3 separate regions of the Homo sapiens genome follow, and all the other regions are linked to region 3. Evidence: read pairs that join two places in POLR2A ChIA-PET (ENCODE). Cell type or tissue: Caco-2. All regions are shown on one strand. Region 1 overlaps JMJD1C (jumonji domain containing 1C). Region 2 overlaps JMJD1C (jumonji domain containing 1C). Region 3 overlaps JMJD1C (jumonji domain containing 1C).

The links. Peaks named below come from ENCODE experiments on the same cell type or tissue, not always from the same donor. Only the 100,000 strongest peaks of a DNase experiment are listed, where the experiment ranks them.
Region 1: POLR2A ChIA-PET joins it to region 3 with 8 read pairs; 3 of 35 experiments call an interaction of 5 or more read pairs at or near these places.
Region 2: POLR2A ChIA-PET joins it to region 3 with 5 read pairs; 4 of 35 experiments call an interaction of 5 or more read pairs at or near these places.

What each region holds. Positions count from the first base shown.
Region 1 is chr10:63,405,771-63,408,270 of GRCh38, reverse strand. The region is part of intron 1 of JMJD1C (jumonji domain containing 1C); the gene reads left to right. Among named protein-coding and RNA genes, the nearest start is that of JMJD1C-AS2, 24 kb to the left of the region's middle. In Caco-2, no CTCF peak of the experiment used is centred here; no DNase peak of the experiment used is centred here.
Region 2 is chr10:63,223,796-63,226,295 of GRCh38, reverse strand. The region is part of intron 3 of JMJD1C (jumonji domain containing 1C); the gene reads left to right. Among named protein-coding and RNA genes, the nearest start is that of NRBF2, 92 kb to the right of the region's middle. In Caco-2, no CTCF peak of the experiment used is centred here; no DNase peak of the experiment used is centred here.
Region 3 is chr10:63,346,797-63,349,296 of GRCh38, reverse strand. The region is part of intron 2 of JMJD1C (jumonji domain containing 1C); the gene reads left to right. Among named protein-coding and RNA genes, the nearest start is that of MIR1296, 25 kb to the left of the region's middle. In Caco-2, no CTCF peak of the experiment used is centred here; DNase peaks (open chromatin) are centred at 770 and 1,076.

The sequences.
Region 1 (2,500 bases), 59 kb before region 3:
CCTCCACGCCCAGCTAATTTTTTGTATTTTTAGTAGAGAGGGGGTTTCACCGTGTTAGCCAGGATGGTCTTGATCTCCTGACCTCGTGATCCACCTGCCTCGGCCTCCCATAGTGCTGGGATTACAGGCATGAGCCACTGCACCAGGTGATTTTTATCTGTTGTGCTTAGCTTTTGAGGAGTTGCTTTTCAGTTTTGAAATTTATGAGTGTTAGTTCTGAAAAGTTTTTCTGAATTGTTTCTAAGATTCTCTTTTTTCTCTGTTACGTTTCTCTTTTCTGAAACTTGTGTTGGGATATTGAACCACACTGATTCTGTTTTTCCCTTTGTCTCCTATATCCTTTATGTTCTACTTGGAAAAATTTTCAGCTTCCTTTTCTAAACCTATTGTATTTTTTATTTCTGCTATCATAATTTAATTTGCTAAAGATTTTTTTCTGTTTTTTTTTTTGTTTGTTTCTCCAGATTGTTGTATTTTGATAGCATCCTTTTGCTTTTGATTATGGTATTTTCCTCTTACCTCATTCAGAATATTCTTTTTTTTTTTAATGTTTTGTTTTCTTCTCTTTGGTCTATTTTCTTCCTGTCATTTTTCCCTATGTATATTTTAGTCTCTGTATTTTATGTCTAATGTTTTCTTCAAATGAAATTCCTGACAATTCTTTCAGACTACTTGTATGTAATAGAGTAACACTAAAAAAGTACATTGGAAACTCTGAGCATGTGGGTGGACTTTGTTGGATGTCATCTTATCTATTTGAGATCTGCTCATTTCCATAGGGGAATACCTAATGTCTGTATATTTAGATTTTTTTAAAGTGGTTAGGTTTCCAAAGAAATCTGTCAGTGCTTTATCTGGCTTTCAGAGTTATGCCCTATGAGGAAAGAAGACTGAGGATGAAAGGAGGGTCTAGTCCTAGACATATTTCATTATGTCAGCTTTCACTTAATCCTTCTTCTGTTTCAATGGTAATCTCTGCCCTCAACCTGTTTTAATATGCTTCTTGGTCCAGGGACCCTTTCATAACCTTTTCTAAGAAATAAACCTTTTTTTCGTACCATAATGGGAAAGGAGACAGTTGCTAGGCTAGAGTCAGGGAGAAATCTGAGAGTCTAGCTGCTGCTTCAGTAGACTATGGTCAGTCTTCCTGTTAGCCCTACTTTACCCCTACTCAATTTTTGAACCTTTGGGGCATAGCTTATCTTTGGTAATTTAGCATATTAATCAGCTTTCCCTAATATTTGGCTTTAGATTAAGCTTCTTTTTTTTTCCACTAAGTTAGCTACCACTGGTTTTGCTGTTATTTTAAAATTAGTTTATTTTACCCATCTTTTCAATCTGTTGAAACCTTACAATCCTCATCATCCAGCATGTTAATTATTATTCTTTGAGTCCTACATTCATTTCACAATTTGACTTTTGTAAGTGTCTTGACTGAAGTGTAATGATAGAGCCCTGTGGAATATATTTGAAGACATTTTATCAATTTTACTTTAGTTCTTGGTTAATATTATAAGTTATGGTTGTTTATTCCAGCTATCAGTACCTGCTTGTGCTGTATTATTGAGTTTTTATTTTTTTATTTTATTCCTAAGAATATTTTCAGGATATTTTCCCATACTATTTTGCTTAAAAAAAAATCTAGTGTTGGATTAGTTATACTAGCCTACCTAAAAAGAAGAAATTTATTGATAATAAAAATTTAACATCACTTGTAGGGAAATAAAATTACCTCTTGGTGTAGCCTTTTTTCTTTTTTTATGCCTTTAAACCATCTTACAAATAAAAACTTCTGGACTTTGATATGGACACATATTGATGGATTATTAAACTTTTACACTTGAAACTTCTGTGATTGTTTGATACATATTTTCTAGGAAACGTTTTTCTTCATGTCCAAAATTGCTTATTAGAAACTGTTCTCTTCCAGTATTGTTTTCCACACATTGGAGATGCATACATGCCTAATTCCGACCTGTGATTAGTTAAGCTCCACAGAAAAAAACTAAATTTAAAAGTGACTAGATATTCTCTGTCTTCTTATTTGCTCTTCATTTACTTTTTAACTATGTTTCTTCTACCTTTTCCAGTTTTTTATTCAATTCTCCTTAGTGGAGAAGATGGATACAAAGCAGGAGGTGTGAGTAGTTGTTTATTTTGTCTGCATCTGTTAATATTACACCATCTTTCCCATGTAATATTCTTGTTTCTTCTTAGTTTAGCCTCCTGAATTTATGCAGGCAATGGGCTTGTTTGGTTTTCCTTTGTATTACTTATAAAATGTAGTTTGTTCTGATAACGTTCTTATAAGATTGATGATATTAATCTGTATATATGCATATTTGTTTCTCTCCTGTTATATATATGTCCTTTAAAAATTGGACACCAGAAACTATGTAGCCTCATTGTTTTACTCATCCCCTTCATTTATTCAGTCCACTGACAGTAAGTTCCTAATGTATGTCAGGCCCTGAGAAATCAAATATTGATATTACTTTTT
Region 2 (2,500 bases), 120 kb after region 3:
AGGTTTCTTCTCTTTTACACTTTCTGATTATAAGATTGCATGAGTTTGCCACCCTAAGTCTCCTCTCTTTGATGAGTATTTGACTATTTCTATATGTGGAATGTCACATAACCAGTGTTAGAAGTTTATAGAAAGGTATCTTCCACCCGTTGTTCTTTGCTTTTGAGTCAGCCTCAGTTTATAAGATAATGTTGCCTTTTACCCCTTACATATAAAGAAATGTGTCAAATTTTAAAAGGCAATAATAGTAAACTTTCATTTCTTTTGATTGTGCTAATGAGAGAGAGTGTATGTGGAGGGAAGGGGGGGGTGGGGGAGAAGAACCTGAGCCCTGGAAGTCACAGAACTAAGTTCAGATAACAGCTCTGTCACTTCCTGCTTGTAACCATGAACCTCTCTGAACATACTGTGTATATCAGCTCACAAAGTTGTTACAATTGATACTGTATGGAAAGTACCCAGCATAGTGTCTGCCATAGTAAATGCACCTTTAGGTTAGCTTTTTTTTTTTTTTTGGAGATGCAGTCTCGCTCTTGCTGCCCGGGCTGGAGTGCAATGGCGCCATCTCAGCTCACTGCATCCTCTACCTCCCGGGTTCAAGTGATTCTCCAGCCTCAGCCTCCCCAGTAGCTGGGATTCACAAGCGTGTGTCACTACACCTGGCTAATTTTTGTATTTTTAGTAGAGACGGGGTTTCACCATGTTGGCCAGGTCGAACCCCTAATCTCAGGTGATCCACCTGCCTCGGCCTCCCAAAGTGCTGGGATTATAGGTGTGAGCCACCGCGCCTGGCCTTATGGTAGCTATTTTTGTGTATCAGTACATTAAGGTGTCTCACTAATGTTCAATTAGAGTTCATGTCTATCTTTGCAAGAGGAGGAACAACACACAAGTGACTGATGTACCCCCAAACCTCATTTAAGATGTTTTTTGAACTTTTTCTGTGTTCTGTATACATTTCTAATAAAGCAGATGCTTAGTGAACTGATTTTTTTCCATTTGTCGTTTGCTGGAGGTTATAACTAGTAGCTCAAATAGGATACAGTTTACATAGGAGGAGAGGTTCATAGAGGGTCCTGTCTCTTCAATTAGCTTAGGTGACTTGTTTTTGAAAAATTAATAGGTATTAGTTATTCAAGATAAGAACTATATATAGGTAACTACTTATAGTTACTGTCTTTAAAGTGTGAAATGTGAAGACTGTGCCATTAAGTGGATTTTTTTCTTTTTTTTTCGAGACAGAGTCTCGCTCTGTCTCTAGGCTGGAGTGCAGTGGTGCAATCTCGGCTCACTGCAACCTCTGCCTCCTGGGTTCAAGCGATTCTCCTGCCTCAGCCTCCCTGGTAGCTGGGATTACAGGCGCCCACCACCACACCCAGCTAGGTTTTGTATTTTTAGTAGAGATGGGGTTTCACCATGTTGGCCAGGATGGTCTCGAACTCCTGACCTCGTGATCCACCCACCTCGGCCTCCCAAAGTGCTGGGATTATAAGTGTGAGCCATCGCACCCGGCCCATTAAGTGGATTTTTAATCTCACACGAGCTCAAGGCACAGCTGAAGACCTTTTAAATTCTGTGAAAGATAGTGGATATTCATAGCTAGTTTTTAATTCCAGACCCTTAATTTCTCTTATCTGTAAGTCAGCCTTGTTGACTTCTGTCTAACATTTAGCACCTTTACAAAATTATTCAAGTCAGTAAATATATATATAAAAAACCTATTTGGCTTTGTTTCAAGATTTGCTCATTTAACCTTTAATAATCCTCTTTAAAATGGGAATGATGATGTAACAGAAATCCCTGTAACTTACAAAGTACTATATGTAGACGAGGGGGAGGAATTCAACAACAATGCCTGTCATAAATCAGGCAGTGCATTGGGATACTTTTTGTGGGTTTTAATTAACCAGGTAGTTCACATCATTCAGCACTCAAATGTCATAAATCAGAATTAGATATTTTAAGAAAGCTAATTTTTGTACATAAGAAAAAATCTTATTAAAACATTTATTAAGATAGAAAAAGAGGGAAATATTAGTAACTCTGCTTTATAGATGAGGAGATTGAGAGACCAGAGTTTGAACCTACATAAAGTCATTATCAGTAAAGGGACTCAATTTAACAGTTTTTAATGGTATGCTATTTCCGCTAGATAATTAATGGTTTATTGTTGGAAAAATATTTGTATATTGTTTAATGATCTTGGAAATAGAGCCCATTATTTTAACCTGTTGAAAAAATATTTATAAGGCTGGGCTCGGAGGCTCATGCCTGTAATCCCATTGGGAGGCGGACGCAGGCGGATCAAGAGGTCAGGAGTTTGAGACCAGCCTGACCAACATGGCGAAACCCCGTCTCTACTAAAAATACAAAAATTAGCCGGGCTTGGTGGTGGGCACCTGTAATCCCAGGTACTCAGGAGGCTGAGGCAGGAGAATCTCTTGAACCCGGGAGGTGGAGGTTGCAGTGAACCGAGATTGCACCACTGCACTCCGGCCTG
Region 3 (2,500 bases):
AATACCTGAGACTGGGTAATTTATAAAGAAAAGAAGTTTTTTTGGCTCATGGTTGTGCAGACTGTAGAAGAAGCATGATGCCAACATCTGCTTCTGGTGAGGGCTTTGGGGAGCTTCCTTTTATAGTGGAAGGCAAAGGAGGGCAGGCATCACATAGGGAGAGGGAAGGCTTTTTTTTTTTTTTTTTTTTTTTTTTGAGACAGAGTCTCACTCTGTCACCCAGGCTGAAGTGCAATGGCGTGATCTCAGCTCACTGCAACCTCTGACTTCTGGATTCAAGTGATTCTCCTGCCTCTGCCTCCCAAGTAGCTAGGATTACAGGCACCTGCCACCACGCCTGGCTAATTTTTGTATTTTTAGTAGAGACGGGGTTTCACCATGTTGGCCAGGCTGATCCCAAACTCCTGACCTGAGGTGATCCACCCGCCTTGGCCTCCCAAAGTGCTGGGATTACAGGCATGAGCCACCGCCCAGACTCTCTTTAGTGATCAGTTTTCCTGGGAACTAATAGAGTGAGAACTCACCCATTATCTTGAAAAGGACACCAAGCCATTCAAAGGATACGTCCCCATGACCCAAACACCTCCAATTAGACCCCACCTCTAACAATGGGGATCAAATTTCAATATGAGATTTGGAGAGGACAGACATCCAAACAGTATCAGTCACCTTTGTATGAATTTATCACAACATCCTGAATCTTCACAACATCCTTATTATCTCCATTTTGCAGATAAGGTGACTTGACTCATGAGATAGGCGACCTGCATATGGATTTACTGTTTGTGAATGGCAGACCTAGGATTAAGCTATCCTGACCCAATGTCATTATATTTAACCAAGTAAACTATTTGTAGAAATGAATCATATCTCTGGATTATGTAAAGCTTTCTTGTTAGTCATGGTGTAAACTGAGAGCCAGTTTTAGTTCAGATAGCCAGTATATCTTCATAGTCTCATGGATTGGAGAGATGACTTTATCAATTCTCAGAGTTGACTCAGTGATACCTGCTTAAGATATCTGCCCTGGTCAAATGCCAGGACTTTTTGATGTCTTGATGACATTTGAATGCCTTTTTTTTTTTTTTTTTGAGATGAAGTCTCGCTCTGTCCCCCAGGCTGGAGTACAATGGCGCGATCCCAGCTCACTGCAACCTCTGCCTCCTGGTTTCAAGCGATCCTCCCACCAAGTAGCTGGGATTGCAAGCATGCGCCACCACACCTGGCTAATTTTTGTATTTTTAGTAAGTGGAGGTGGATTTCACCATGTTGTCCAGGCTGATCTCGAACTCCTGACCTCAAGTGATCTGCCTGCCTTAGCCTTCCAAAATGCTGGGATTATAGGCATGATCTATTGCACCCAGCGGTAATTTCTCTTGTTTTGAGATGGAGTCTTGCTCTGTTGCCTAGGCTGGAGGGCAGTGGTGCAATCTCAGCTCACTGCAACTTCCACCCCCTGGGTTGAAGAGATTCTCCTGCCTCCGCCGCCGGAGTAGCTGGGATTACAGGTGCCCACACCACGCCTGGCTGATTTTTGTATTTTTAGTAGGGTGGGGGCGTTTCACCACGTTGGCCAAGCTGGTCTTGAACTCCTGATCTCAGGTGATCTACCCATCTCAGCCTCCCAAAGTGCTGGGATTACAGGCATGAGCCACTACGCCTGCCCTGTAATTTCTTTTTTTCTTTTTCTTTTCTTTCTTTTTTTTTTTTTTTGAGATGGACTCTCGCTCTGTTGCCCAAGCTGGAGTGCAGTGGCGCAGTCTTGGCTCACTGCAACTTCCACCTGCTGGGTTCAACAATTCTCCTGCCTCAGCCTCCCAAGTAGCTGGGACTACAGGCGTGCGCCACCATGCCTGGCTAATTTTTTTTGTCTTTTTATTAGAGTCGGGGTTTCACCATGCTGGGCAGGCTGGTCTGGAACTCCTGACCTCGTGATCCACCCGCGTCGGCCTCCCAAAGTGCTGGGATTACAGGCGTGAGCCACCACACCCGGCCCGTAATTTCTTTATTGAAAAATTTTTACAAGGAGGCATAAAGTTGGAGTTGACAAAAATACAAAAATTAGCCAAGCATGGTGGCAGGTACCTGTAATCTTAGCTACTTGGGAGGCTGAGACAGGAGAATTCCTTGAACTTGGGAGGTGGAGGTTGCAGTGAGCTGAGATCATGACACTACTCCAGCCTGGGTGACAGAGTGAGACTCTGTCTCAAAAAAAAAAAAAAAAAAAAATTCTTTTCATTTGTTCTATACTGCAGAATAGTAAAAGCTCATTAAAAATGTCATCCCTGAGGGGCCAACTTTACTTTTGGTGTGAAAATATGTATCATGGAGGGCCGGGGGTGTAGGGGGACCTAAGTCCTGAAATTTTAGGACTTTCACTTTTTCCCAAAACTGTATTACTCATTAGCAGATGAACTTTAAAACTGCCTTTTAAAATGATATTTTAGTTGCGCTAAATTATGGTATGACACTGAATGATACGATAAGTCTCTTAAAAATA